Regions from separate parts of the Mus musculus genome. Here regions 1, 2, 3, 5, 6 and 7 are each linked to region 4. The links are chromatin loops, found by intact Hi-C in ENCODE. Cell type or tissue: heart. All regions are shown on one strand. Region 1 overlaps Slc12a1 (solute carrier family 12, member 1). Region 2 has its middle 69 kb from the start of Gm39920. Region 3 overlaps Gm39920 (a long non-coding RNA gene). Region 4 has its middle 130 kb from the start of Gm39920. Region 5 has its middle 44 kb from the start of Sema6d. Region 6 overlaps Gm39920 (a long non-coding RNA gene). Region 7 has its middle 380 kb from the start of Gm34430.

Region 1 (4,000 bases), 260 kb after region 4:
CTATAGAGGAGTTGTTGGTGTGCTTAGCTCTTGTAGAGACAGAGGTTTGGATTGTCTATTTTCTAACTGGCAGGTTTTTCTTGAGTCTCACTCCGTGGAAACCTCGGCTGTAAGTATGTATATCGTCTCAAAAGAAAAAAAAAACAAAAAATCAAAACAAAACACTAACTTCTTAAACTTTGACAGCTGCGAGCTATGTTTTCAATTTCCAGAAAAGTGGCGCTTCCAGGCCTTAGCAGCTGCTCGGCCGCCCTCCCGCTGCACACATGTCACTCATACTGTTCTTCTCTTGCAGCCGAGCTGAATGTCATTGCCCCCATCATCTCCAACTTCTTCCTGGCCTCATATGCGCTTATTAATTTCTCCTGTTTCCATGCCTCGTATGCCAAATCTCCAGGTAAGCCTAAATGAAAACATAAGCCTAAGCAAACAGTTAGTCTCGATAAATGAAATAAGTCCGTGAAAAGTGTTCAATCTGTGTTTTTATGTTTTCTTATATCTTTGTAGGCAGCATAATCCACTTTATTTTGGTGAGTTGGGGGATGACTTCCGAAATAGAAAAGGAATCATATGAGCAATGGCCTTTTTGACCAACCGTAAAGTCAATTTTCTCCTGTGGCAATAAATTATTCATTGCAAGAGAAACCACATTTATTTCAGCAGTAGAAAAACACCACTATTTATTTCCAGGGTAAAAGTGACCACAGGAGTGGAATAAATGTATATATTTGAGACCTCCTCACTATCAATTTGTTTCCTGCCCATGGTGCAGAAGAGAAGGATGAGCGGTTCCCATAATTACCTGCTGAATGCGGGCAATGCAGATCTACTGCCGTGCCCACGCTGGGGGCATCGGTACACAACTGCTCTGTGGTCTTAAATCGTTTAAAATTCCACACCCAAGAGCTGTCTCCTAGCTCATCACCCCTCATCTCTCATTTGCTCCCACTGTCCTTCTGACCCCTCCAGAAAGTCACCTGAGGGTCATATGACTCTCAGAAAGTTCTTCACTGTGAAGACTTTTCCTCCAAGCTACTAAATAAGTATTCTTTTACGATTTGCCCCCATCCTCAGCGTGTTGACAATGATGTTTGCAAAGAGACTGAGGGGCCTGTGTCCACACAAGGCCACTGGGTTACAGAAAATAACTGAAGATGTTTAGTGTAGTGTGGTTTGTCTTTAAACACAAATCCACAATCCTGTGCCATGTTTTGCTATTAAAAACAAAAACAAAAACAAAAATAAAACCCAAAACCCAAAACCAACCAAACAAACAAACAAACAAAACCAAACAAGCCAGCTACAATTATCAGAAGAGTAGAAAGGAGTAATGGGAAAGAGAGAAAAGGGGAAGAATATTTTTTAAAAAGTATGCAGGAAGACACCTGTAGATACACAAACCCCAAAATGACTCTCAAAATCCACCCTTCCCCTCCCCACCCACCTGACCTCCATCCTCTGTCTCTGAGAGGAAGCAGAACTAAGAACACCTGGGGCTTCTCTAATGGCGTTCCTGGAGTGCTGTTTCCACCTTGTGGTCATTGAGGGAACTGCTCCTCTAGACAGACTCCCGCTGAGTTGCAGTGACTCCAGATTTAAAGTTGCATTGACCCAGTGACCAAATGTGTCCTACAAATCAGGTTTTCCCATCCTGACTGAGCTGTTTCCTAGGCTCTTTCACTTCAGAAAACTAATAAAACATAGAAATCTGTGTGTATAGGAACTGTGACAGACACTTTAAAATCTAATGCTGTACATATCAATGTGTTGTGCCTAAGGACCACAGATAGCAAAATGTCTCCTCTTCTGTGAGATTATTGCTCATTGCTTCTGATGGAGCAAACATCGTCTTCTTAGAATAAGAGTAAGGCAGGCTACCTCTATTTCTCTGTGCATGGAGCAAAAGCTAACCAGCTCTCGGGAAGACAGGACATTCTTCTGCCCACCTGTTGCCAGGACACCACTTTTTCCAATGTACCCTCTTCCCTTAGCTTCCTGGTGGTGTTGATTTTATATTCTTGAGGTTTGGTAATTTGGGAAGACAATCAGGACTCACAAGAAGCACAGAGGCGTCTGTGACCATCTGCTTTTCAGGCGCTTTCTATTTCCCAACGTTTACAGCATCATCTTTGGTACAAATACTACTTTTGTAGATCAAGGATGCAAGATCATAAAAGAAAAAACAGTTAAGAGCTAGGACATGGACCTAAAAACTACAATTTTATGCCAGAGGAGGATTTGTTAACTGCACTTTTATAGTACAGAGTGGTACAGTAGCATTGATGTGTGCAGTTTTTCTTTATTATTTCTCCTTCCAGGATGGAGGCCTGCATATGGGATTTACAACATGTGGGTATCTCTTTTTGGAGCGATTTTGTGCTGTGCAGTCATGTTTGTCATCAACTGGTGGGCAGCTGTCATCACTTATGTCATTGAGTTATTCCTCTATATCTATGTGACTTATAAGAAGCCAGGTAAGAGAAAAAAGGCCACCTAGAATGGACTTCCGTGGCTGTCTCTATCCATCCATTTGTATGTTTACCATGTAGCTTCCGTGTGCTTACATGTAGTGTGTGCAAGGCAGTTCATCACAATGCTATGTTACTTAAGGACAATGATGATTAGCACCGTGGAGCTCTACACACGCTGTCTGCTCATTTAATCCTCACGGTGATGCTGCGCATTTGGTGATGGGAGGCTTGTTTTAGAGACAAAGAAATTGGAGTTCAGAGTGTTGGTCATTTACCAAAATAAGAGTCAGGGTGTGATCGAGCTGAACTCAGGCCTCACAAGTGTTTCCTTCTGTCACCTTCTTCCACTGTCCTAATGAAATAAGACCCTGTCTCTCAAGGAGCTCTCAGACTCAGAGAGGCAGTTGACTATAGCACAGCATAATGCATCACAAGAGCCGTGTAAACACGCTGCTGAGAATAGGGCAAGGCGTGAGCAAGCTCGGAGCTGTTCAAAACTCTCTCTGGGTTCATAGCTCGTGTTCACAGAGCCAACTACTCTGCGTGAGTTTAGTGAATATTTGTTGAATGAACAAAGTAAGTTCTAAAGCGGCATCAGGCCATGTGGAGGTGGTTAATGGCAGGGCAGGGATGAGGTTCCGTGGAGAACAGGAGTGAACTGAAGATGCACACACGGCCTTAACAGAGATAGAGTTCTTGAAGACTCAAGAGAAGGGCCATGAGGTGTCCTGGAAGTAAGAAGTAATCTGGATACTGTGGACACTGAGGCCTGAACTTCAGCTCTTAACTTCAGAACCCAGGAGGACGGAGAGCACAGTTAGAAATACCCAGGGCTCAGAAGTCAGCATTCAGAAGCCCAGCTCCACCATTGTGTCACCGACATTATTCTGCCAGCCAGGCAGAGATGGTAACAGCCAGTCCATACTGTAGCATGTATAAGCAATTTGTCCTTTGATATGGATGAATGGCATATCATATATGAACATACCACAATACATCTCTTTTGTTGATTGACAGTTGATGGGCATATAACTATATTCACTTTGGGATCTATATCTATATATAATTTAAGTGGATCTCTGTTTTCATTTTTGTTGAGTAAATGCCTAGGACTAAGACTGCTTATACATGGTGTATGTGACTTTTCTTCCAGATTGTCTGCCAGAGTAACACCGTTATTTTCCCCTCCAAACAGCAGTTTATAACAGCGCCCTAGCCACTCCACACCCTTGGCAACATGGAGACTTTAAAAAGCAAGTCGGTTGCTTTTAAAAGTCCTTTTTAATAGAGGTGTAGTCTTAGCCACTGTTGCCTGTAGGCTTAGATTTTTCAAAATATACTTTAAGAAGGGTTCTTAAAGGCTTCAACCTACCTTCTAGTCCACATCTACTAGAGGTAGAGGAAAAAAAGAAACGTTCATAGGAAACAGGAATGTGAGCCTGTTTAGAAATAGTCCCTGGGTGCAATTCCAGTCTTCAATGTCAGGATAACAGCAGCAGTCCAGTTCAGTCTGAGACACCAAACGTAAA
Region 2 (4,000 bases), 66 kb before region 4:
TAAGATGAGAAGTCTTTTAAGTTTAGTGGAAAGAAAATAATACAAAGTAAAGCCAAAATTGAATGCTATTTCTAACTTATCCAATTAGCAAAGACTTTGAAAATGGTCTTACTCAATCCTCTGCGGGTGGGAGTGCAAATTGGTACCGTCTTTTGCAAAAGTAATTTGTCAAAATACATCAAGAATCTGAAAAGTGTCACAATTCTTCGGCTCAGTTTATATACTTTCAGGAATCTAGCCTAAGGAAAATAATTTGAATTTTGGATAAAGATTTGTGCACTAAGGAGTTTATCTTCCAACACAGGAAATAAATTAGATGTTCAAGAGACTGCCATCCTGGAATAAATGAAGTCATTATCTGATTGAAGAATTTTATATGGCCGAACAAAGATATAGGAATGTTTAGTAATATGTGCTTTTAAATGGATTAATAAGTTGCACATGCCATCAAGAAATGCTATTTCATCTAGGCAAAAGAATGTATCCTTAGGAAAATAATTTTTAGAAGGAAAACCTAGCAAAATCTAAAATAAAAGTGGTATTTCTATTTGGGGGGGGGCATAATGCAGATGTAAGTGATTCTGTCTGTCTCATGTGTGTGTGTGTGTGTGTGTGAGACGTCATCACTTTCAGCAATCAGCATGTGTTACTTTTTTAATTAATATGTGTGCTTTAAATCTGTACCAGCTCTTCACCTCTTGGATTTCCCTGGGACAGACACTATTGAACCATGTTTGCTTTGCAATTTTTCCCCTTATCTTTATAATACCACCTTTACCGTCTTGAAAAAGGATCTTTCTTATAAACAGTTTATGAAAAGACAGGTGAGCCTGGGGAGATGGCTCAGCAGGTGTAGTACCTGCTCTGCAAGAATACGGATCTGGGTTTGCATGCCCAGCACTGCTGTAAAGCCAGGGTGAGGGTGTGCAGCTATAAGCCCAGGTCTGAGGAGGCACAGAAAGGCAGATCTGCATGGCTCACTGGCTGGACAGACTAACCAAATTAGTAAGCTTCAGGGTTCAGTGAGATCGTATCTCAGAAAATAAGGTAGAAAGAGACTAGAGAAAACACTCAGTGTCAACTGATAGCCTTTCCACCACAGGCATGTGTACACACACACACACATACACACACACACACACACACACACACACACACACACACACATACACACACACACATACACACACACACATACACACACACACACACACACACATACACACACACACACACACACACACATACACACACACACACGGAGAGAGAGTTAGACAGACAGACAGACAGACAGACAGACAGACAGAAAGAAAGACAGAAAGACAGACAGAAAGACAGACAGAGAGGCAGAGAGACAAAGACACTGCAGAAACAGAGTTACACATACATAGTGAAACAACAGGTCAGACTGTATACAGTGCCCCCCGACCCCCCCAAAAAATTTTCCCTGAAGGCCACTGAGTCCTAAGCATTCCCTTGTACCTCTCAATAACACTGTTTCTAGAATAGTATTTCTCACAGCTGAAATATGACTTCCTGTGTCCTGACTAATTAAAGGAGACTGCTAGATGACTGGTTGTCATACTTAAAGGTTGATGTCTAATAGTGGCGTCAACAAATAGAACCTGGATTTAATGCAGGACTGGCCCATGATGTTTGCCTCCACTGGACATTACAGCTAGTACATGGGCATGTCTTGCTGGTAAGGCACTGCCAATAAGCCGTCTACAGGATCCCGATGAAAAGTTTCTGGTACACAGTCCATCCAGCTACAAAATTATGCCTCACCTTTTAAAATAAAACTCATGTTAACCAGAACGCAGAGAAACTTCCCTCACTAACCTTGTATCTCAATATTGCCCATGAGGTTATAATAGAATAGAAGAAATGTGATACCAAACTCCTGAACTTACACTGGCTGATGAAAGGCTCCTTGAAATCTTGAGCCAGACAATTGTATTCTTGGTGGTGTACATATTGTAGACCATGTTGGCAGAGAAATCAGCAATCTTGTTGATGTCTATGAAAAGCCTACTAAGGAGTCTTTGGATGCTTTTCTTGCCTGTTCTCTTTTGCCTCTTATGGGCAAAACTGCCTCCACCATTTTTCCAACTACACTCTCAGTAGGAATCCCAGTCCTATGGACAGTCTCACCCTTTACATGTTACAGATGCTCCATCCCTTGTTATGCTGAAAGAATGAGGGGTTTTAAATAAATTCTTCCTTCTGGTGTCCATTCTGCCACATAGGAAACAGGTGAAAAAATGTCCTTTCACCCTTCATGTCTGCCAAAAAAGGCCAGGATGGGGCAGCACAGTGAACAGAAAATGCAAAGCTGGAGGTGGGGTGAATAAACCAATACAGGAAAACGAACGTATGTCTAAGTGGCTTTCTCCCACTTCCTCGGGAATGGAAATATTATATGGAAACCTGCAATTCTGACCTTAATCATCAATCAAATTCTCTGTGTATAATGGAAAACAGACTTTAATATTACTGTCCCCAACTTTCTAAGCACCCAGACCCAAAGCAGGCCACGCCAGAAAAGGTTAAACTAGTTCAAGGTAAGTATAAAAAAAAAAAAAAAAGACTGTGACCTTTTCTAGTTCTGTATCTATTAAAAACATCGGTGGTTTTGCTTTAGTAGAGGCAAACCGTTGATATTAAAAGGTCTTGATCTACGAGAAAATACATGCTGGTGTCATCTATGACAGAGAAACAGGGCAGAGAAGGAAGAGACAGCAACCAAAAACTGTAAGGTAGTAAGTTATTGGAAGGGATGTGAGGGTGATGGTAGATGATCAGGGACTGAGAAAGGATGGGATAAGCTCAGGAGAAGGAGCTGCTATGGTGAGCAGCTGGGAAGTCGGTAGCTCCTGGTTTTATTTTTGTTTGTTTGTTTGTTTGCTTGTTTGTTTACAGCCCAAGCACTTCCCCTCTCCTGGGCTCCTTCTCCCCCCACCACACCCCAAGTGCATCATCTCTGCCGGACTAGGCACATTCTCTCCCACTGTGGCCAGACAAGGCAGCCCAGTTAGGGAATGGATTCTATAGTCACACTACAGCTTTAGAGGGTGCCTCTGCTCCAGTTGTTGGGGGACCACATGGAGACTGAGCTGCATGTCTGTTGCATACATGCCAAGATCTCATTCCAGCACATGTGTGTTCTTTGGTTGGTGGCTCAATCTCTGAGAACTTCCAGAGGTCCAGGTTAGTTAACTCTGGTGGTCATCTTACGGGGTTCTGCTACCTTTCAATCCTTCCTTCAACTCTTCCATAAGAGTCCCTGACCTCTGTCCAATGTGTGGCTGTGAGTATCTGTGTCTGTCTCAATCAGCTGCTGAATAGAGCCTCTCAGAGGACAGTCATGCTATACTCCTGTCTACAAGCCTAACAGAGGATCTGTCATTAATCATTATTGTCAAGGATTAGTGCGTGCCCATGGAATGGATCTCAAGTTGGGATGGTTGTTGGTTAGCCATTCCTTCAGTATCTGTTCCATTTTGTCCCTGCATTTATTTTATTTAGACAAGAAAAGTTTTGGGTCAAAAGTTTTGTGGGTGGGTGGTATCCTTATCCCTCCATTGGGAGTCCTGCCTGGCTAGAGGAGGTGGCCTCTTCAGGTTCCATGTCACCCCTGTTAGGAATCTCTGCATCAACTCCTGAGAGCCTCCCCTATCTCAGTTCTCTAGGATTTCCTAAAGTGCTATTTGAGAGAACCTTACTGAGTCTCCTCCTACAGAACCATAAGAAGACAGAGAGTCCCCAGCTAGCTATCTTGAGCTTTGAACTCAATAATTCCCACCAACCAAAAAGATTTAACTCTAGCCAGTAAAGAGTGGGGGGAAACGACCCAAGCTTTACTGCAGTGTATGATCCCCAACATCTATTGCTAACACAAAGCCATATGGTGTCAAGATACACAAATAAGAAAGACATGAGCAAAGAGACACCATACATATTCACTCCCAGAGAAGTTCCCTGCCTTTACCCCAGAGAA
Region 3 (4,000 bases), 190 kb before region 4:
GATATTATATGAAAGCTACAGAGAGAGGACCGGAATTGGACTATGTGTGACTTTCTGAAAAAAAAAAAATTTCCAGGGAACTAAAGACAGCCTCTTTTTTCTCAGCTTTGTGACTGAAGAATTAAACCAAATCAAGAGAACCACGGAGATGTATCCTGATTATAAAAAGGCTTCCATACAGAGTTCTGCAAACCAAAGCTTCAAATATCGCCAGGAAAGGTCATGGTGGGAGCGAGATTCATTACAAACCTGAAGTATGAACTGAACTCCACTCTGCAGAGTGGAGAGCTCTCAATACCAGCAACTCTATGAAGAGCTGGCTTCATATCTCTCCTCCCCAGAGCAATCTGCCCTTCACTGGATGGCCTTTGCTGTCCCAAAACATAGCTCCACCAGACAGATGGAGCAGGCATGATAGGCAGAGGGATTCAACATGTCTGAAGGCCTTAGGGGGGTTGATGAAGGCAAAGCAAGAAAGCACATCAAGCAGCCACCATGCCCCCTACTGTGCCAGAATTCTTCTGGAAACTCCTGGATCAGAAGACCACTCTAAGGTGGAAGCCATCTCCTTGTGTGCCTCTGGATTCTAGGACTAGGACAGACAGAGTCACCTTTGTTACCAGGGAAGTGTGAAGTTGCCGTTCAGTGAGGGAAGGCAGGCAGGGAAAGCAAAGGAGAAAGGGGAAGATGTCTGTTCTCTGATAAGAAGTTAGAATATGAAGGCTGAAGGGTAAGGAACTGCAACAAGCCCTAGGGGTTTGTTGCATGTACTCCTGTGGAGGGTCCTGCCAACCTAGGTAACTGGAGAGATCATCTCGTGAGGTCTGGCCTGACCTAAAATACTATTTTTATGTCTCTGCCTTGGGGTTAGGATGCTTCTATTTTACAATATGGCAAGTGTGCTTGAGCAACCGGAGGCCCAAACAGTAAGTGAGAAGCAGCTCTTGACTGTGAGGGAGTCAAAAATTGAGATAAAATAAATTTGTCAATAAACCCTTTTTGAAATAGCTTTCAAAACCAACAGAAATAAACCAGAGTTGAAACCTTCTTCAAGCCACGTGACCCAAAGCTTTGGAGCAGACGGATAGCACACAGCTCCCTCACTCTCTCCTCTCTTTCCCTCCCAGGGAATTGTGACAAGGGTTATAAACCAGTTCCCTAAACTTTGAAACTACAAGGATGGAGTTGAAGGGCTGATGTGCCAACCCTGAGCTGAGGCTGAAGGGGCTGCTCTTGTCTTTCTTTCTCCCACAAACCTGACAGTATCCTAACACCAAACCCGAGTCACTTAAGGGAAGAGGAGACCACGTGGAGGAAATAGATGTTTCTCACTGAAATGGAAAGGAGCAGCATCAGATAGACCACCGTTTTAGCTGGGAATCCCAGCAAGGCATTATGGGAAACGCCTCCCTGGGGCTAGCCAGAGTGAATGTTGGAATAGAGAACAGATACGAGCGAGTACAGCTGCTGTAGGCGAGACGAAGTTTCCATTCCACTGAAACTTAGAAGCACTCAAATCGAATTTTCATGTTGGTGTGGCAATGGTGCTTTGCCAAGAAATTAAACTTAGTAACAGGCAGGTGTTTCCGGGGTGCTTTCAAATTACACTGCCTTGAGAGTCTTAGAGGAAGCAGATAGCATACGAATAATCAAGAAATAACCAGAGAAACGGGAAGAAAAATAAAAATAGTGCTGCCTTCCTCGTATTGTTTGCCGTTGCTCCCCTCCCCACGTCCTGTTATTGCCAGAATGCTAAGTGACCTTTTCTGTGTTTAATTACCCAAAAGAAACAAGAAATGAATGTCAGGGAAAGAGAGGGGCTCCTATCCGGAATAGCTTGTCAAAATAACAGCCCCCAGGGTCTTTCCTCTTTCTGGAGGATATTCAATATTAGCTTGAAACAAGTGGAGATTAAAATGGGAAAAGGCATATGTCTGAGACACCAGGGAAGGTAGAATATGCTCAGGATTGAAAACAGTCAAGCAACGCCATGTCTCAGAAAGTAAAGGCTCTCTGTTATTCTTTGGAAGAGGGCAGTTCTTGTAGGGTACAATGTTGCTGAGAATTTTAAAGCCAAGTTAAAGTGAGATGCTCCTATTCAGAAAGTTCTTGTGATGATATCCACTTCCCAGCAATATAATCATTTCCACTGGCTATCGCGCAAACAGAGCTTCTTATATAAACAAGCTGCAGAGAGTAAGAAAAATGCTCAGAGTTCCTGACATGCAGTCCTCTGTCACACACCATTCTCTCCAAATGGCCACAGAGAAAATAATACTAATCTCCCTGCTGCTCATTACTTTATTAGCATCTGATGCCTTAGGTCCCTAATGAAATCCACTTTACTGCCCTGGATTATTTCCTGACTCAGTGACTTTTTTCATTTCACTATTATGGGGCTTGATAAGAGCTCTGGGGAGTGACATAAGGGAACCTCCATTTGAATTATAAGACTTCCCATTTGCAATTTGGACACTGAGCCTGGACACCTAGACTCCCTTTTCGGTCTTCCAGTCAGTGTCTACATAAACAGAGATGGCGCAGGGTCCTGGAATGGGTGCACCATTTAAGTCTAGACCAGTTGTTCTTAACCTTCCTGATGCTGTGACCCTATAATTCCTTATGTTGTGGGGACCCCAACCATAAAATTATTTTCATTGCAACATCAAAACTGTAATTTTGCTACAGCTATGAATTAAAATGTAAAAGTCTGATATGCAGGATACCTGATAGTCACGTGAAAAGATTGTTCTGACCCCCAAAAGGGGTGGAGACCCACAGGCTGACAACCAGTGGCCTAGGAAAAAGAATGTATTTGCTGAATTGTGCATGGAGGGGAGAGGGAGGAGGGAATGACAGGATCATGTCTCTTTTAAGGACTTAGTGGTTGTTTGTTTGTTTGGGTCTTGTTTAGTAATCTACTCAGAGAGTTTTAGGGCTAGATAGGTCTAGAACTCCTCAACTGAAGCCAATCACAGAAGGGATGTTTTCCACACAGAGATCTGTCATCTTCCAAGTTCAAGAGAGCACTATTCCAAAAATTCTATCTGAAGTTACCTCAAACTCAGCTTAAGCCCTACAGAGTTACTTGTCTGGTTTGCTTTCTATTGTGATAGAACAGTCCATGACCAAAAACAACGTGGGGAGGAAAGGGTTTATTCGCCTTATTTGTCAGAATCACAGCCCATCACTAAAGGATGCTGAAGTTCAAGGAGGGCTGGAACTCAAGCAGGAACCTGGGCAGGAACTCCTGTAGAGATCAAAGAGTAATGCTCTATACTGACTTGCACCGAGTATGCTTATACCACCCAGGGGTGACAGCTCACCACAGTGACCTGGATCTCCCACATCATCACTAATAAAAGCAATATCCCCTAGACCTTCTTATAGGAAATCTAATGAGGATATCTTCTCAATTAGTTTCCTTTTCCAAAATGACTGTAGTTTGTTCCAACTTGACCACAACAAACCAGTATAATTTCTTTTACTTTCCATAGACAGGCAGACAGACAGACAGACAGACAGACAGACAGACACACACACACACACACACACACACACACACACACACCATACTACTAGTTTCAGGTTTCTAAGCACTGAAGTGTTTCTTTTTATAATGCTGTCCACAGACCAAAGCCCAGAATGACAAACACCAGGACTCTGTGCTGCGCTAACTGCATGGGTCCTCACCTAACTATTTATGCTCAACCTAAACCCACACAGAAATCATGCCAGCTCAGTGGAATAATAACAAGAGGCCTTTAGAGCGTGTTAAGTGATGAAGAATAAGCCCTCATGAACAATATTGGTGTCCACAGAGCCCCATTGTCCTACCATGTGACCACTGGGTAAGAAGATGGCAGCCTGCGAACTAGGAACTGAGCTATTCCCCACCACAGAATCTGCCTTGAAACTGGCTCCATAATCCATCTATCAGAAATGAGTGTCTGCTGTTTAGAAGCCATCTACTTTACTGTGTAGCCACAATAGATTAAAC
Region 4 (4,000 bases):
TCTCAAGGAGGATTAATTGATTAGAAGCACAGGCACACTTATTTATCATCCACTGCCTACCTCTCTGCTGGGCCTTAGGGTATGAAGAAGAATAAAACAGTCCCCTTTCTCTTTATTTTCTGCAATTTCCTGTACAAGACTTGCCCTGTCAGCAGTCAGTCATGGTAGGGAGGGCCCTGTGGGACCCTGCTCCTCCCTGTTGAATACTGGCTACAAACAGAAGCAGGTGGAGGGAGAGACATTGCCTTTAGTTGGGTACCCACTGGTGAGCCCACCAGGCTCCAGTGGAGAGTTCCAAGTCTGTGATTAAAGACTCAGTGGGTCACAAAATAAAACAAAAGGACACCTGGAAAAGGGAGGCCGGCAGGTTGACAGGAGTGGGAGGCGAGGGTAATTAGAACACATTGTATACAGGTATGAAGTGTCAGGGAACAAATTTAATTCATTAAAATATTCTTAAGATAAAATTTGTCAAAGAACTAAGTCTCTATTAATTCTCTAATTGTAATATAAGTGAAAATGTTAAGAAAAAAGCTAGTCGTTTTATCAGTGGGCAATGGAAGGAAGTAAAACCAGGCTAAGAGTCAGAAGCAACTGGTAAACACACACATCACACTACAGTGTGTTGAAGTCACTTCCACCTACAGTGTGCTGCAGGCACTTCCCTCTAGTGTGAGAAGGCACATCACACTGCAGAGCGATGTAGGCTCTACGGAATGATAGCTCGACCATGTAGGAGAATGAGGAAACTATTCCGCCGTGGACATTTAATCTTGGAAAACAAGTAATATTGTTTTCAAAAGGAACAAAATGTACAAAGGCAAATGTCTACCGTTATTTTGGTTAAGGTTTGTTTAGGGTTCCAGCAAATGCAGAAAGAAGGATATGATGAGGAGACTGAGAAACCATGTATGAAAGGAGTTCTCCATCCTGGAGCTGGAGCATCGCCAGGGAGTTCCGTCTCTTTCTGTTGAAAACTTGGAGACAACAGTTTAAGTTTGTAAGAGAGGGATGGAGTCAGGAAGACTAATCAAAATGCAATTCACTGACCTTCGCTTGGCTTCAGAGGGTGAAGACAGAGAAGCCATAAGTAATAGGTACCAGTGTGGGCTCTTGGGAGGAAGAAGGGAGTCCTGAGTGTATCATACTGCAGCGATGATTGCATCACAGGGTTGAAAGCAGAGGGAAATTTCTCTCTGTGTGTCACTGACTGCTGACAAAATGGAGACCTTGTGACCACAGGCCATCTGCAAGACCTGGGTCATACAGAAATAGTGAATTCGTGCGTAATCTCTGGGGGTTCTTCGGCGACAATCGCAGACTTGTTTGTCTCTCCCTTTGGCATTTCTGTGATGCCGTTCCTAGAATATTTTTCCCTGGATGTTTCTTCTCACCCCCAACTTTTCTGCATCAAAGGATGCTTTGGAAGCCTGAAGCCTCCGCTGTGAAGAACATTCACTCAAGACTGAACTCCTAAAGCCAGCGTGGTATGTTCCTCTGTGTCTAGTTTCCAGCTACTCACAGTATGAGGGCCTTGTGCAAGGGATAAAAATGTAACTAGAAAAATAAAAACATTTTCAAAAGCTCCAAATCCTCATGCATTACTCTGGAATGATACAGTTCTCAGAATTCTAGATGCCATTGCCCAGTCCCACCCATCCCAGGCTGTGGTGGGTGGTATGATCTGGAAGTCTGCTATGCATTCAGGGGAAATAAGCCTGGGCTGACTGTGCATAGAGAAGGAAGACACTGCCACCTGCAGGCTCTAAGCTTAGGGAGATAGTAAATGTTTAATTTATGGGAGATTTGTTTTATTAAAGTAACATTTTCATAAACAGTAAAAGTCTCAAAGTTGGCTCACTTACTCCTGTACCTTTGAGCAACTCCGTTCCACAGTAGTCAAGAACTGTAGCTACTAGTGGAGAAGCTGGTTCTAAGTTAAAGGTAGCCAATGTTGGCGTTGTTCCGTGGGGACTGAGAACTAGCCTGGACCTTGCACAGGTGACACTGGGAAAGTGATAAGTAATTGTCTGCTGACGTTCTCTTTAAACCCTAAGCATACTTTGAGCCTCAGTTCCTTTCATTGTAAGCTAAGGCTATTAGATAAGATTAGATCGGTGTTTTCCAAACTGTGAATGCTGTGCCAGCATTGGTGGTGAGACCAGGAATTGTTAATATTAATTGCATCTGGTTCTATCCCAGGCCTTAGAGTCAGAAACTGCAGAAGGCAGGCCTTCAGGTGTGAGGAGTGCTCAGTCATATGACTTATAAATATTTAATATGCAATTCCTTGCCTCTAAGATGATGTCATCTGTAGTCCAACTGTCTCCTGGGAAGGTGGAGTTTGGGGGTGGGGGAGGAAGGGAAGGGGATGGTTGAGCTTCAAGAAACCCAGGGGTCCCTCTATTCTCCACTAATCACCATCTGTATGGTCAAGTAAATGTCTGAAAACGAAGCCTTCACCCAAGCCTGTCAAGTAAGGCCACCACTCTACCAACTTCTGTCCAAGCTAAGTTGGGTTTCTTGGTGATGCCCCAACTGTAAAATGTCTTCCTTTAAAGCCAGGTTTTCCTCCTCTTCCACAGAATTTTGCCAATGTCACTAATCCACATTTCTCTTCCTGCCTAAATCCCTCAAAATTCTCTAACAGCTCCTGATATTAAGAGCTCATCTATACACACACACACACACAGAGAGAGAAAGGGAGAGAGAGAGAGAGAGAGAGAGAGAGAGAGAGAGAGAGAGAGGCTGACTCTGAGTTTCTGCTCTCTTGACTCAAATGTTCAGCCTGTGAGTCTGATGAGTTACAGGTACAGTCAGGCAGAAACTGATTTTTAATGAATTATTGATGATTGGTTTTAGAGAATTCTCCGATTATGAATCTGAGTTTTTGAAAAACATTCAAGCAATCTCTATTTTCCTTATCCTTCTACCACAACAGACTGAAGGCAGAACGGATTCTATGGAAGCATCATAATAATTTTACAAGTAGTTACCAGCTTTATACGCATACACAGGGGCAAGGGTTCAGAGAGACGGAGACAAACTAAAGAGCTGAGGTGGTGAGGGTCTCCCAGGCACTCGGCTAGACCACTACATGTGGATTGGTAGATTAATCACTCTTCAAATTTCTTTCATCTTTGGAGCATTTGCTTCGGAACTCTAAAGTGTATGTATATATAAACCCCATTGAACCAAAATTTTAAATACTCTTTTTAAAAGAAACAAGAAAAGAAGTCAGATTTTCAATGTAGTTGGTGCTAGAAAAGAAACTTCAATATGAGAAGCCATGCTGAGAACTGTGATGTTAAATGCTGTCACAACAATGAGTGACATTGAGGATTAGAGTTGTTTTCCAAGAGGCCAAAGAGTTGGTCAGAGGTCTGAAGTTACCCCTAGTTTCCTGCTTTCACATAGGAGGTGTGATCATCTAAAAGTGGTGTGCAGGACTCTGAGGCCAAGGAACCATTCCTTTATGTGAGGCTTCCCAAGCTCCTAGCCCAGTGCTGACACACAGTGAGCCCTTTGCAGAACCACTTCAGGATAAGCACATTAATGCTCGCAGCCATTCGGAAACCCAACTGAATAAAGTTTATTCTATCTGTCTTTATACAGATGGCATTTTAAGAGGTCTGCTTGTTTATAAAAAGGGCCATTTGCAGTAGACCAAAAATGAACAGTGTCAAAGTTTGCATCCTCATTTAATAGGATTGTTCCACTGTTTTAGGATTCTTGGGGAGGTGGTTTGAGTATACACTGGGTTTTGTAGAAATTCACGCTTTACAAATTACATGTTGTCTTACTGAGCCCTTGTCAGCAATATGGCTTTCTACATGATCTCTAGTGGAGAGATACTTTCTGCACAGCCCAGAACAGCTGTCTGGAAGCTGCTTGGCGGACGATGGTGGTGGCATTTCAACTGGGCCAGTCAGTGAAAGACCCCTTATTGTCTAACAGTACGGAGCAAGCTACAGAGTGGATCGTGTGCTTGGGATCCTTT
Region 5 (4,000 bases), 320 kb before region 4:
GTGCCCCCCAGTGCTGGGCACCAGGCCTGTCCAGGAAAGGAAGAGGAGAACCCTGGCCCATTAACAAGTGTCCAGTTGGGAGACATCCTAAGCAAGATAAATTAAATAACATTTCATAACAGAGAAGACAGTCATTCCGGCCCATACAGAGGGTTTGTGGGCTGAGGGTACTCTGACACCTAGACAACTTGTTGTTCAATCAAGAAATCAGAAATGAAGCTGAACCACTTTATAGGATACCAGAGAAAGCAGGAACATCAGGAGAGTGTGCTCCAGTGAGGGGCAGAGTGTGAGCCAATGTTAGTGCCTAGAGTGCAGAGTGGGTGGGAGAACGGGAATTGGCAGAAGTTAACAGGATTAAAGAGCTGAATGGTATGAAGTGGACAGAAATGATGGGAATCAGAACCACTGCAGTGACAGCCGCCTGAGTGCTTTCCTTGGATGCTTTTCTACTAAAGACTAAATGAAGAGTGTCATTTTCCTCTCAACACCCCCCAACTCCCACCCTTCCCCCTCTCACACACAACACAGACATGGTAAATCCTCAAGAGTAATCTTTGACCTTTCTACCCATGTCATGCTCTGGCCTCTCGGCCTCCGACAGAGCAAACAGAAGGATGACTCTGAGGTCCAGGCTGATATTTAAAGTGAAAACATGTAATTCATGGTTTCAAAGGACCCATCAGCATATTCTCCAGCAACCCACCAGACCATCATTCCTTTTATTCCCGGATTTAAAGACTCGGTCTGGGTAAAACTGTAATCTCTGGGTATCTTTTCCTCTAAGGCTGCCCACATGTGCAGGAACCCAATTTATACTGAATGTTGTAACTCACTCTTAGTAATCTCAATGCTCCAGAGTCTCTTCTGCTTCAGCAGAAGGACTGCCTCAAGTTTGAAGCCAGCCTGGGCTAAATAAGCTCCAGGCTAGCCTGAGCTACAACGTGAGATGTTGACTGGGGGTGTTTGTGGGGGGTGGATTCAGGAATCTGAAATGAACCTTTGCTGCTCCTGCAGACATGGGACAACTGGCAAACCTGTCGGGGTGGCCGGTGACTTGTTTCCTCACTTGGCATCTTCACAGGGTGGCCAGTACCACCCTCTGCCCGCAGAGCAGAAAACAAGAAATAACTGCTGGCCAGGAAACAGCCCCAGCTTTCTGGGTCAGAAGTTGGCCAGGGGAGGACCTTGACTGCCAAGTAACTTGCAGTGATGTCAGAGCCCCACACAACCAGAAAACACCAGCCAACCAGGAACAAAAAACTTAACAGCAAAACAAAACAAAACAAAACAAAACAAAAAACAAACAAAACAAAAAAACAAAAAACAAAACCAACACTGAGCTAGCCTCGGAAGCTGCTCTTTCTGTCCCCCCATCCCTTTCTTGTAACAGGAGGAACAGGGTGGGGGGGGGGAGCTTGCATTTTAAAAGGGGTTGTCTTTTTTGAAGTTCCTTTTCAACTCCAGGGCAGTGTTCTTCCTAAATGTAAACATATATCTATGTGCGAGAGAAAAGCAGGAAAAATCATAGACAAGAATATGCTTCCATGCCGGGTCTCTCTTTCCATGGTAATTAACCACACTCAAAGGAAAACCAAAAGTTTGGCGGAAATGCTCTCTTCTTTCTCTCTCTTTAAGAGAGGGCATCAGGGTTGATTCCAGCCACTTAGAACCCTTAAGTGATACATGATTAGATTGGAAACTAATAAACATAGCCCGTTCTTGGAAATGAACTTTGAATTAAGATCCTCTTGTTTGGGAATAAATGATTCTTTTATTTCATTTATGACAGTCCGTACATCTTAAATGATGTCGCTTCAAGGACATTTTCATTTCTCCCACAACGTATTAAACGAAACACTTGCCTGTAAAACCGGCTCATTAGCCTGCAAAATTACACTGTACTGAATGGCTTTCATTCAAAGTGGAAATAAGATTTTTAGTAGGCAATTTCTGTATTTTCTAAAGCTACAGCTATGTTTGATTGCGTCTTCCCAGCTGTTTTACTTGGTGGTTATAAAGATAAATGGGGGAGGGGGCTTGTAAAATGAGCCAAAAAATAAATCCTACACTAGAAAACTAAGTCAAAACTTCGGGGTACAACTGCGCCCATGGCACCACTGGGCTGCAGCAATTTGTCCTCGGGACGTCTGGGGGAGTGTGGGAGAGTAGTGAGGGCGCCTGGAGGAAGGGAGAGGAAGGGAAGGGAGAGGCGGCTTTGCTGGCTACAGAGGCGGCGCCAGCTGGGCGACCCGGCTCCGGGAGGCGCGGGAGGAGCCGCTCGGATAAGGTGGGAGAGCCTGGGCGCGCGGCCGTGCGCGATCAGGGACGCGGCGGCCACCGGGGTCGAGGCCGCGGCGCGCGTGGGGCTCTGGGCGGCGCTGGCCGCTGTGGGAGCTGCAGAGTGGCCAGGGAGCGGAGATCTAGGGGAGCGACTCGGAGATGGATCGAATTACACCATTTGCCGAGCAGCGGTTTGTTTTGCTCGCGCTGGGTCCCGCCGCCGCCGCAGCCGCCGCCAGGGCTGGAGCGAGTGAGTTTCAGGATAGATCGCAAGACGAGACCCGAGACCGTGGGATTGCTCTTTCTGCACACTGTCTTGATTGGCTCTTCTGTCTGACCGTGACAAGCTTCATTTGTCTGTTTTTAAAAGCAGGCTTCCCCATGAGAGGTAAGACAGTCGCCCAAGCTCCGCTGACGCTCTGGGTGCGTGATGGGGGTGGGACCCCGAGCCGGGAGCCCGCAGCGCAGCTGTGTGCGGACGCGTGTGTTTGCGTGGGCGTAGCGTCGTAGCTCCCGGGAGTTCATTGCTCTCCCAAGCCACACGGTCTCCAGCGGTGCCCGAGGCGCCAGGGGAGGTCTGGCTGACCAGTCCCAGCTGGCCGGTGGGCGGCCTGGGGGCGGGGCGGGGCAGCTCGGCCCTCCTCCTAGGCGCACCCCTCCTCTGAGGCGCACCCCTAAGGGAAGAAAAGACACCCTGGGCTGCGAGGAAAAGTTTCTTCTTGGCAGGGCCGGCTCGGCGCCGCTCCGCAAGCCGTCAGGGTGAGCCCGCCTTCCTCGCTGCGGGGCTTGGAGCCTCCAGCCCGCCCGCAGCGCAGCCCGGGCCGCCGGGCCAGCTTCGGCCGGGAGAACGCAGGGACAGCCTGGGAGTGCGGAGCCACTGACTGTCCACGCGGGGACCGTGAGCACCCACTCGCGGGTCTCCCAGCCACTCTCCCCCGCAACTTTGCGTGCTTTGTTCTCTGGCTGAAAAAATGCTCCACAGAAGCGCCATAGACCGGGTCTCCTCCAGGCGGCAAGGGCTCGGCCGGGAGACGTGTTACGCTCTCAGCTCCCCATCAATTATGGATGGAAACAAATAAGGAAAAGTCAATTTTGTATGAGCCGCGTCTTTCGCAGCCAGAGGCGTCTTGTAGCCTGGAGCAGAGGCAGGCAAACCGAGCCCAACAACCAGGTAGGGAAACTTCCAGATTCTGCTGCAATGACCCTCTGTAGAAATCGAGGCAGTAGCTGCCCTGGGGAAATTTGGAAGCGCTTTCAGCTCCCAGTCGGGCGTCTAACTCTTGGGTTCTAAGAACTTGAAGGTGTGGATGCAAGCTGAGTTTGGAATTTTTTCTCATTATTCGGCTACCAGGACCATTGTACTATTTAAATCTAATAACTTGGGATTTTTTTTGTTTTGTTTGTTTTGGTTATTTTGGTGGTGTTGTTGTTTTCTTAAATGTGGAGCGCGCTGGGGAAGAGGTAGGGGAAGTATTGCAGTAGGGTCTGAGTTAGAGCACTGGGGGAATTGGACTGGTCAGTAGTCAACTCCAGCATCCTTAGAGAGGGACCGCACATCGTTGTTATAGATATACGTGCCCCCCCCCGACTTTGTGTACAGTAACCGGACCCCGTGTCAGCCACTAAGGCTTCTTTTCCTTACATGCAACGCTGCATCTGGTTAGTTGTAGGAAAGGTCGAGGGCTACTTCCTCTCAAAACTAATAGCTATTACGAAT
Region 6 (4,000 bases), 150 kb before region 4:
GAGTGGTCGTGCTAGAGAGATGGAGAAAAGAAAGACCAGTCCTAGCTGGGGGCTACTGAAGAAGAGGGATGGACAGGTGGCGCAAGCCAGGGGTACTTTTAGGACAATGACATTTTTTTCTGAGTGATGGTAGAGTGTCAAACACTTGTCAGGGCACATGTCAAAATATACAACATTTGTCAAAACCAGTTGAATGTGCATCACAAAGAGTGAGAACTCCTGTAGACTAAGAATGCCAGTTAATGACCATCAGTCTGTCAGCTTCTAAGAGATACACCACACTCATACGAGGGGTAAAGAGGAGGATGGGAGCAGGGTGTGGAGGAGAAATGTGAGACAAACCTTTAGGAACTTCTCATTCTTCAGCAAACTTCAAACTACTCAAAAGTAATATTTACTGCCTTGTTTTAAAAATACGTATAGAATGGCAGAAGACACTATTTCCCTCACCCGTCCATCCCTCTTTGCCCCAGGCACTGAAAGGGCTTGAGAAGCTTAAGAGGTGGGTATCTTAACCGACCTTCACCCCCGGGCATCCCTGCAGGGACAACCCTCCTGTACGCAGGCCACGCACAGTCAATGCAGCTGAGGTTCAGCTCGCTCTAATACCGCCTCTTAAACATTGCCCTGCAGAGAACTGCAGCTACCTACCACATCTATCCCATCAGAGTTCAGCGCAGAAGTGAAGAAAAGATTAACCGTAGCCCCTCTATGGCAAGTCAGTATGGGATACACCTCAGAAAAAGGATGAGCCGCCTCTCTCTCTCTTTTTTTTTGACATTTTTTTTGTTTTTTTTAATTTATTTTATTGGGTATTTATTTCATTTACATTTCCAGTGCTATCCCAAAAGTCCTCCACACGCTCCCCCACCCACTCCCCCACCCACCCACTCCCACTTCTTGGCCCTGTCGTTCCCCTGTACTGAGGCATATAAAGTTTGCACGACCAATGGGGATCCATCCCATAATCAGTTTCCAAACGCTGACACCATTGCATACACTAGCAAGATTCTGCTGAAAGGACCCAGATATAGCTGTCTCTTGTGAGACTATGCCCGGGCCTAGTAAACACAGAAGTGGATGCTCACAGTCAGCTATTGGATGGATCGCAGGGCCCCCAATGGAGGAGCTAGAGAAAGTACCCAAGGAGCTAAAGGGAGCTGCAATCCTATAGGTGGAACAACATTATGAACTAACCAGTACCCCCCCTTGAGCTCGTCTCTCTAGCTGCATATGAATCAGAAGATGGCTTAGTCGGCTCTCTTATGCCACCTTTGTTCTCTAAATCTCTGATGCAGGCGAGTTGGTACTTACAGAGTGGTTTCACTCAGAGGCCAGTGGTAATGAGACAGAAAGGAAGCTGACAAGCAGCTCTTCGAGGCGTTCAAGCTGGTTGTTCACAGGGTTTTGTTTTGTTTTTTTTTTTTAACTATAATTCATTCATAGAGATCCCTTGTCTTTCAGAAGAGAGAGATCTGATTCTTTACTTTGATGCTTTATGAATGCTGCCAGGAATCTGTTACATAACATGAAGATCAAAATTTCAAAGCCCTTCCTGTTCGGGCTCTGCACCAGCCACACTTCCTGGTCATCAGACTGCCACATGGCAAGGCAAGGCGAGTTTCCTCATGTCCAGTTGGCAGCTTGGCTGACCCTGGCTGCTCATCCCGTCCTCCTGCCCTACAGCTGGCTCTCTGGCCAGTGTGCAGAAGCATTTCATCTGGCATGGAAGGGCATGGCACAACAGGGCCATCCTGCTTCCACTTTTCCTTTGGACTAACAGACACAGGCATTCATTGCCAGTGCCACTCTGTCCCTTAGGGGAAAAGTAATAAACCCACTTGGAAAAAGACCTCATGTTGTTTTCAGGCACGACAGCCAAACTGGTTTTGGGTTATTAGAAATTTACCGTAGATATTGGGTCTTCAAAAAAATCTACTTTTATGCCTTAGCTCTGTACAAAGCCCTGGTCCTGTTGTACAAATAGATTCATAGTTGGGGGATGGAAATGTCAGAGGTCAAGTAACATGGCTACTCTGTACCTTTTCACTAATAAAATTACTTCACCATAGCAATAATGAATGGAATCTTATTCTAAGTAGCCATAGTTAATTAACCTTCCAAACACCAAACTTCCTCCAAGTAGAAATACAGACATACATATGATTGTAAGATGCACATAGCCTATTATATACCCTGTCCAGGCTCCCAGCAGCCAATGGGAGCTGGACTTGTCGTCCTTTGATGACATCACACCAACTCATGTTCTCTTGAGTAGGTTCACATTTACAAACTCATAACTCGAATAGCAAGTGTAGTCTTTGAACTGGGACTTTCAAAGCTGGTGCCAACAGAACACATCACTCTGGATCAACTCAGTCTCTCTCAACAATCCAGAAGGATCTGCCTCAGGCAGCTCAGGAATCAGGGGTACGGTGCAATAGTATGAGGACTCACTGCTGCATTGCAAAGATGCAGGGCTGTGAATCGAGCCTTTCCTCCTGAATGTCTGGAAAACAGTATTCAAAGACTGATGTAGTCAAATGGCTAAAGTGTTTCCTTTCCATTCTAAGTTGTTTGTGAGAGGAAAGAATTATGTTAGGAAAGCCCAGGGAGCTGCTAAGTTAGTGTATACATGTCAAGGTTTGCATGGGGAGGGCGAGTGTTTCCTCTCCCAGACACAGATGCATTCAGCCCTACTGATTAAGTTGGCCCTAAGGAGCTCTGGCCCCAACTTTCATATTCATATTTCTGGCTCTATTAACCACTGTCTCTGTGTCCAGTTGTGTTAGCAGGTGACAGACAGAAAGGGCCATGCAATTCTGCTGCCAGTCAAAGTCTCACATCCTGCCAAATGTCCTGGTTTCATGGGTCTGGCTTTTTTTTTGTGCCAATTGGTTTTAGTGACATAATTATTCATCCCAGTTTCAGTATATAATTGGATGATTATTTTTTTTTTGGGTAATCTGCAACTGTGAGTCTGTTATTTCTCTGACGTTAGTTGTATGGAAAGGTTGAAAGTATAATTCTGTTTCTGCTCTGTCTTAAAGGAAGCAGGAATGAAAGTCACAAGGAGGAAAGGGAGAAGGATATGATTAGTCAAACTCAGTTTGGGAAGATAAATGAGTGCCATCAAATGCATGAGAGCCTGCATGATCCCAGGGCTCCGAAGCACAGTTAGCGCAGGCTGTGTTCAGTGTCTGACAGCAGATTGCACTGGTCTCAAGCAAACCACAAATGGTGGAGAGGGGGTCCCAATGGTCACCCTGCTTTAAGCAATGACTGTCTTCCTTTGTGTTCACTGAGGCCACTCCCAGTGTGGGGAACATCTAGATGCAAAATGATGAGGCTACTAAACATATGGCTTTGCATCCAGATGAGTCCGTGTCACTGAAAACTGGCATTTCAGAGGCCAAAGAGGAAATCCTGGAAAATATACTCCTCTAGTTGTATTTTTCCATCTGTTTGACATAAAAATATTCCAGAAGCCAGAGATCACAACCCCTTTTGACTGTTAAATATTTGCTCTGAATCTCTTGTTTTTCCAGTGGTGAATGTTTTGTTTTGTTTTGTTTTTCTTCCTTGAAGGCTGCCTGTTATTGTCTGAATAAGAATCCTGAAAAAAGTGCTTCTACCCATCCTGAACTTATAAAGTAGGAACTTCTCAATTAGCAAAGCACTCATTAGAAGTTGAAGAATGAGTCTTCGGAATTCTTCTTCAAATATCTAAACCCACGTCATAACAGGAAGTGGAACAGGAGTTTCTTAGTGCCTACGTGCTTTAGGGGGAGTAATAATTATATCATACAGAGACCCGGATGGCCACAGATAACCATGCACTCAGCAGAAGTCCTGTTTGAATTTTCATGTAATGATCCAATGCTCACCTAATTATCATATCTGGCCAATCCATGTTGGAGCATACCACAGTATATTGAGTACTTGATTGACAAATGATTTACACTGCGAAATTGTTTTTTAAAAAAAAAGATAGTAGCAA
Region 7 (4,000 bases), 1.6 Mb before region 4:
AAGTTTTGCCTGAGGAGGGCCTTTGTTTTCATCTTAAAAAATAATAAGCAACCTTTTCATGGGAAAAAGAAAAAATGACATTGCTTCATATAAAATGTTAAGGCTTAAGAGATTTTAAAAAAATACTGTCTTATTCATATGCATACAGCTGTGCATAGAGTCTTTGGTAGCTTAAATGCAAGAAGAACTCAGGATAACTGAGTTGAAATCCGATGCAATGCCTAATTAAAAATGCAAATTCAAAGTTGCTAGAGCTCTTCCAGCTGAGCAGAGTAAACAGGAGAGGGGAGAAAAGGTGGCATAAAGTCACATAGAGAACTGAAAGGATCCTGTGTGATACAAGAAGCAAGAAGCATAGAGGAGTCTGGTGTCAGAGGAGTAAGGGATGCTGGGCAAGAATCCTTGATGGGGCAGAATCAGAATCAGCTGAGCTTGAGCAGGACTTGAATTTTATTTCCAAGTATTGGACTGCTGCTACTTAGAGGAAATACCCTTGGCAAGTATTACTGAACCCCCACTGTGAATAAGCATGCAATGTATTATCCACTGCCTTTTCTGGGTTACACAGAAGTAGAAGAAAGATGAGAGGCAATCTAGGTTAGTGAGGTGGAGAATTTAACCCAATGTTTTGATGCAAAGACAATGATGCTATGATGAATGCAACCTACTGTACACAACTAAGGAACCAAGAGTTGGTGACAGGGCTTGGGCAGGAGAGTGCTACTGCTGAACAGATAAGATCAGAGTTGAGGACAGACATGAGTTTTCATGCAGTTTGGACATGGCAGATACAACATTAGCAGGACAAGCCAATTGGAGCACAAAGCTGGGTGGACAAGCCAGCTGAAGAATGCAGCTATGTAACGTGCATTCTTGCCTGTTTGTCTCACCCATCCAAACTTCCAACATCTATGTCTGCTCCACAGAAGTAGCTGACTGAGGAGAGGAGTATACAGCTTGCAGAGCATGACATTAAGAGAGACGCCTTCCCTGAGTGGACAGAGTGGAAGGGCATCACACAGACAGGGCTTTTTGTCCTCTGTGCACCAGTGTGAAGATTTAATGCTAAGCACAGAGGCAGTCTGAACAGTGTAGAATAGGGTTGCTTGAAGTCCACGAACTGCTCAGCAAACACTAGACACAAAGCAAGATCTCTTTTTGTTCTGGGTTTTTCTGGGGGATGGTTCGTGAAAACTGGTTAGCTTTTTTTTTTTTCTTAACAAATCTAATATGACCAGCCTTCTGTAATATGTGAGCTTCACATATTACATATTCACTTCATAGCATGCCTATGCCTTATGTACAGCCCAACAGAGGCACTCTTCATATTCGTTGGAATCACCAGGAATGCTGCTGAAATATAAGCCATTAGGACCACCCTAAGACATTTATATTCTTCTGAACTAGTGTGGAGCCCAGGGAACAAGATCTCTTGAAATCCTTCCGGCTAGGCTACAGGCACTGGTTAGCCAAATGGGCTTTTCTTTCATCTTTAAAACATGCCCCAGAGTTCCCCTCCTTTGTGCTTTTATGAATTTCAAGGTTAGAAGCAAAATTCTGTTATGGATGTTCGTCATCTGTATTTGAAAGAAAATAGTAAAAAACGTTGGTAGACGTCTAGTTGGCCGTGCTAGTTTGATCTGCAGGCTCCACAAAGGTGTTGCATCCCTGGAGTCCGTTAGGATCAGTCAAGGGCAGATATGAACGCTGTACTAACAGATACCATGAGAGGGCAGCAGAGAGCTGGCAAGATTTTCTCTACAGGGCAGGGAAATCTGGCTAGGCCGGATGGAGAATTCTTGGCAGATGCAGGAGGAGGAAATGTTTGAACCTTTATGGGGAGCAAAGGATGTAGTTATCTTTGCTCCATAAATATCTTAAATCGGAGTCATTACTCAATTGATAAACTGAGATCAGTGGAGGACTGAACACGGTGGGGTCAGTTTTAAACAGGAGCAATGGACTTATGCTCTGAGATATTGGCGAAAACCTCAAACAGCAAGCCAGTTTGTGAGATGAAGCTGGGTCTTATAACTACTCATGAGACCCATAACCTGAAGAGTCTTTTGCCTAGATTCAAACCCAAATCAAGAGAAAAAAAAATCTTTATCTAAAAGTTGAGCAAGTCTTTGCAACCTAAAAAAACACATGTGAACAGGGTATGGAAAGGAACAGATGAGAGCCAGGATTGCACCGGTGGCTGCTGACATCACTGACAAAGTCTCTATAAAGCTAGTGCCTTCCCCATCGGGAATAGCCATTAGAAGCTCGAGGCAGACACAGGGGTGGTATGTGGCTTGAGGCACACGGGACCTCCTTACTAGATAAACTCAGAACCAGAAATGTAAACTACAGAGATAGCACCACACCCAGAGAGACTATTTCAAGGTAAGCTGGCAAAAGTTTGAGAATTGCACACTGCTTTGTTGCTGGTAGTGTGGGCTTGGTGCTACCTTAGACTGACATTTCCAGATTGTTCCCTGACATCTTGCTGGTGTAGGTGCAGACCTGAGCCTCCACCTCACTTGGGAGCTTATTACAGTGTTGAATCCTTGGGTCCTGCCTCAGACCTACAGAATCAGAATTTGCATTTTAACAAGATCCCCAGGTGATTCATATGCATATTATGCATATTAAAATTTGAAAAGTCCTCTGCTAGAATCCAGTCTGGATAGGATCTGATGCCACTGATGTTATCGAAGATTAATAAGGACACTTTGGAACAGGGAGATAGACATGCTTCAGTAACATTAAGTAGGTATGTTACTAATGTGTATATTTGGGGTATTTTGTTGTTGCTATATCCTATTTTGTTTCTCATAGTTACATACAACATTGACAAACATCTTTTTTCAGAGACCCAGTAGTAGGGAAAGCTGTGTCCTATTTCAGTTTGAAGGAACATGTGGATCAAAATTGGCGTTATTCAAAAAGGATACATGATTTGTTGGAGGTTGTCACTTCTGTGTGCTGACTCCTATCTCCCAAAAGTAGCTTGGTTGCTTCTATTTCTTCTTCTTTTCTATTTAATTAAAAAAAATTTGCATACACTGTGTTCTGATAATGCTTTTCTCCTCCTGTAACTACTCTTCCCAGATCCTCCCTGTCTCCCCACCCATCCAACACCACATCCCCTTTCTCCCTTTCTCATAAAAAATAAAAATAAAAAAGAATGTCCTTCACAGACTCACCTGTTTGATGTTTGTATATTTGGTCCTTAGCTGACGATGCTGTTTCAGAAGGATGTAGAACCTTTAATTGGTGAAGTCTTGCTGGAAAAGGGGAAGCACTGGGTCAGGGTGGGTTTTGAGATCTTACAGCTCAGCACCATTTTCTGCTTGGTCTTTGCTTCCAGACCCTGAAAGCAGTGTGACCATCTGGCCTCCTGACCTGCTGCTAGGCATTCCCTACCACCATGACTATGCCTCCTTAAACTGAAGCTGAAGTAAGCTTTCCCACCTTATGAAGTTTTTTTTTTTCCACAATGACGAGGAGCATAATTAATATGCTAGCTGAATGCCATGTACTTTTAGAGGCCATTAGTACATTGATCACAAGACAGTATATGCTTGTATTCGTTTCTTGTCAATGTTTAAAGATAATGCACCAATTCAGAAGCTTAGAAGAGCACAACTTTATTTTCCTATAGTTCTGGAGGTCCAAATTCCAGTTCACTGGCCTACAGCGATGGTGTCAGCAGGACTTGGTTGTGGAGTGTTGGGTGGGGAGGATCTGAGCCTTATCTTTCCAGCTTTGATCCACTCTTGCTAGCCCCATTGCTTTTCATGTCTCCTGTCTCCACTCCTCTAACCTTAAAGTCAATGGTTCAAGATCTTGCTTCAGACATGCAATGTCAAACTTCACTTTGTGTATAAGAACGGATATCTGTGCTCATGCATGAAGCAAACTCACATACTGAATACTGTCCCTATTTCAAAAGCTTATTTCAGTCACATTTGACACAGCCACTTTTTCCATATAAGACAACATTCACAGGTTC

The links. Hi-C counts contacts between places; a loop is a spot of excess contacts. Peaks named below come from ENCODE experiments on the same cell type or tissue, not always from the same donor. Only the 100,000 strongest peaks of a DNase experiment are listed, where the experiment ranks them.
Region 1: it touches region 4 in a loop (2.5-fold over the local background); 7 of 42 quality-filtered maps call a loop at or near these places.
Region 2: it touches region 4 in a loop (2.4-fold over the local background); 5 of 42 quality-filtered maps call a loop at or near these places.
Region 3: a loop joins it to region 4, with 2.8 times the contacts of the local background. A loop is called at or near these places in 2 of 42 quality-filtered maps.
Region 5: a loop joins it to region 4, with 5 times the contacts of the local background. A loop is called at or near these places in 19 of 42 quality-filtered maps.
Region 6: a loop joins it to region 4, with 2.6 times the contacts of the local background. A loop is called at or near these places in 3 of 42 quality-filtered maps.
Region 7: it touches region 4 in a loop (6-fold over the local background); 10 of 42 quality-filtered maps call a loop at or near these places.

Annotation. Positions count from the first base shown.
Region 1 is chr2:125,187,872-125,191,871 of GRCm38, forward strand. Slc12a1 (solute carrier family 12, member 1) reads left to right here. Exons shown (of 27, transcript NM_001079690.2): 14 at 296-397; 15 at 2,319-2,474. Among named protein-coding and RNA genes, the nearest start is that of Gm46760, 12 kb to the right of the region's middle. In heart, a CTCF peak has its summit at 1,552 (motif pointing left); no DNase peak of the experiment used is centred here.
Region 2 is chr2:124,860,724-124,864,723 of GRCm38, forward strand. No RefSeq gene overlaps it. Among named protein-coding and RNA genes, the nearest start is that of Gm39920, 69 kb to the left of the region's middle. In heart, no CTCF peak of the experiment used is centred here; no DNase peak of the experiment used is centred here.
Region 3 is chr2:124,739,510-124,743,509 of GRCm38, forward strand. All of the region lies in intron 2 of Gm39920 (a long non-coding RNA gene), which reads right to left. Among named protein-coding and RNA genes, the nearest start is that of Gm34484, 21 kb to the left of the region's middle. In heart, no CTCF peak of the experiment used is centred here; a DNase peak (open chromatin) is centred at 1,502; H3K27ac peaks cover 1,997 bases.
Region 4 is chr2:124,926,915-124,930,914 of GRCm38, forward strand. No RefSeq gene overlaps it. Among named protein-coding and RNA genes, the nearest start is that of Gm39920, 130 kb to the left of the region's middle. In heart, a CTCF peak has its summit at 1,768 (motif pointing left); a DNase peak (open chromatin) is centred at 1,717; H3K27ac peaks cover 310 bases.
Region 5 is chr2:124,607,607-124,611,606 of GRCm38, forward strand. It overlaps a transcript of Sema6d not described here. Among named protein-coding and RNA genes, the nearest start is that of Sema6d, 44 kb to the right of the region's middle. In heart, CTCF peaks have their summits at 2,197, 2,399 and 3,160; DNase peaks (open chromatin) are centred at 1,135, 2,425 and 2,835; H3K4me3 peaks cover 2,726 bases; H3K27ac peaks cover 3,411 bases.
Region 6 is chr2:124,774,309-124,778,308 of GRCm38, forward strand. All of the region lies in intron 2 of Gm39920 (a long non-coding RNA gene), which reads right to left. Among named protein-coding and RNA genes, the nearest start is that of Gm39920, 18 kb to the right of the region's middle. In heart, no CTCF peak of the experiment used is centred here; a DNase peak (open chromatin) is centred at 1,643.
Region 7 is chr2:123,310,681-123,314,680 of GRCm38, forward strand. No RefSeq gene overlaps it. Among named protein-coding and RNA genes, the nearest start is that of Gm34430, 380 kb to the left of the region's middle. In heart, a CTCF peak has its summit at 1,731 (motif pointing right); no DNase peak of the experiment used is centred here.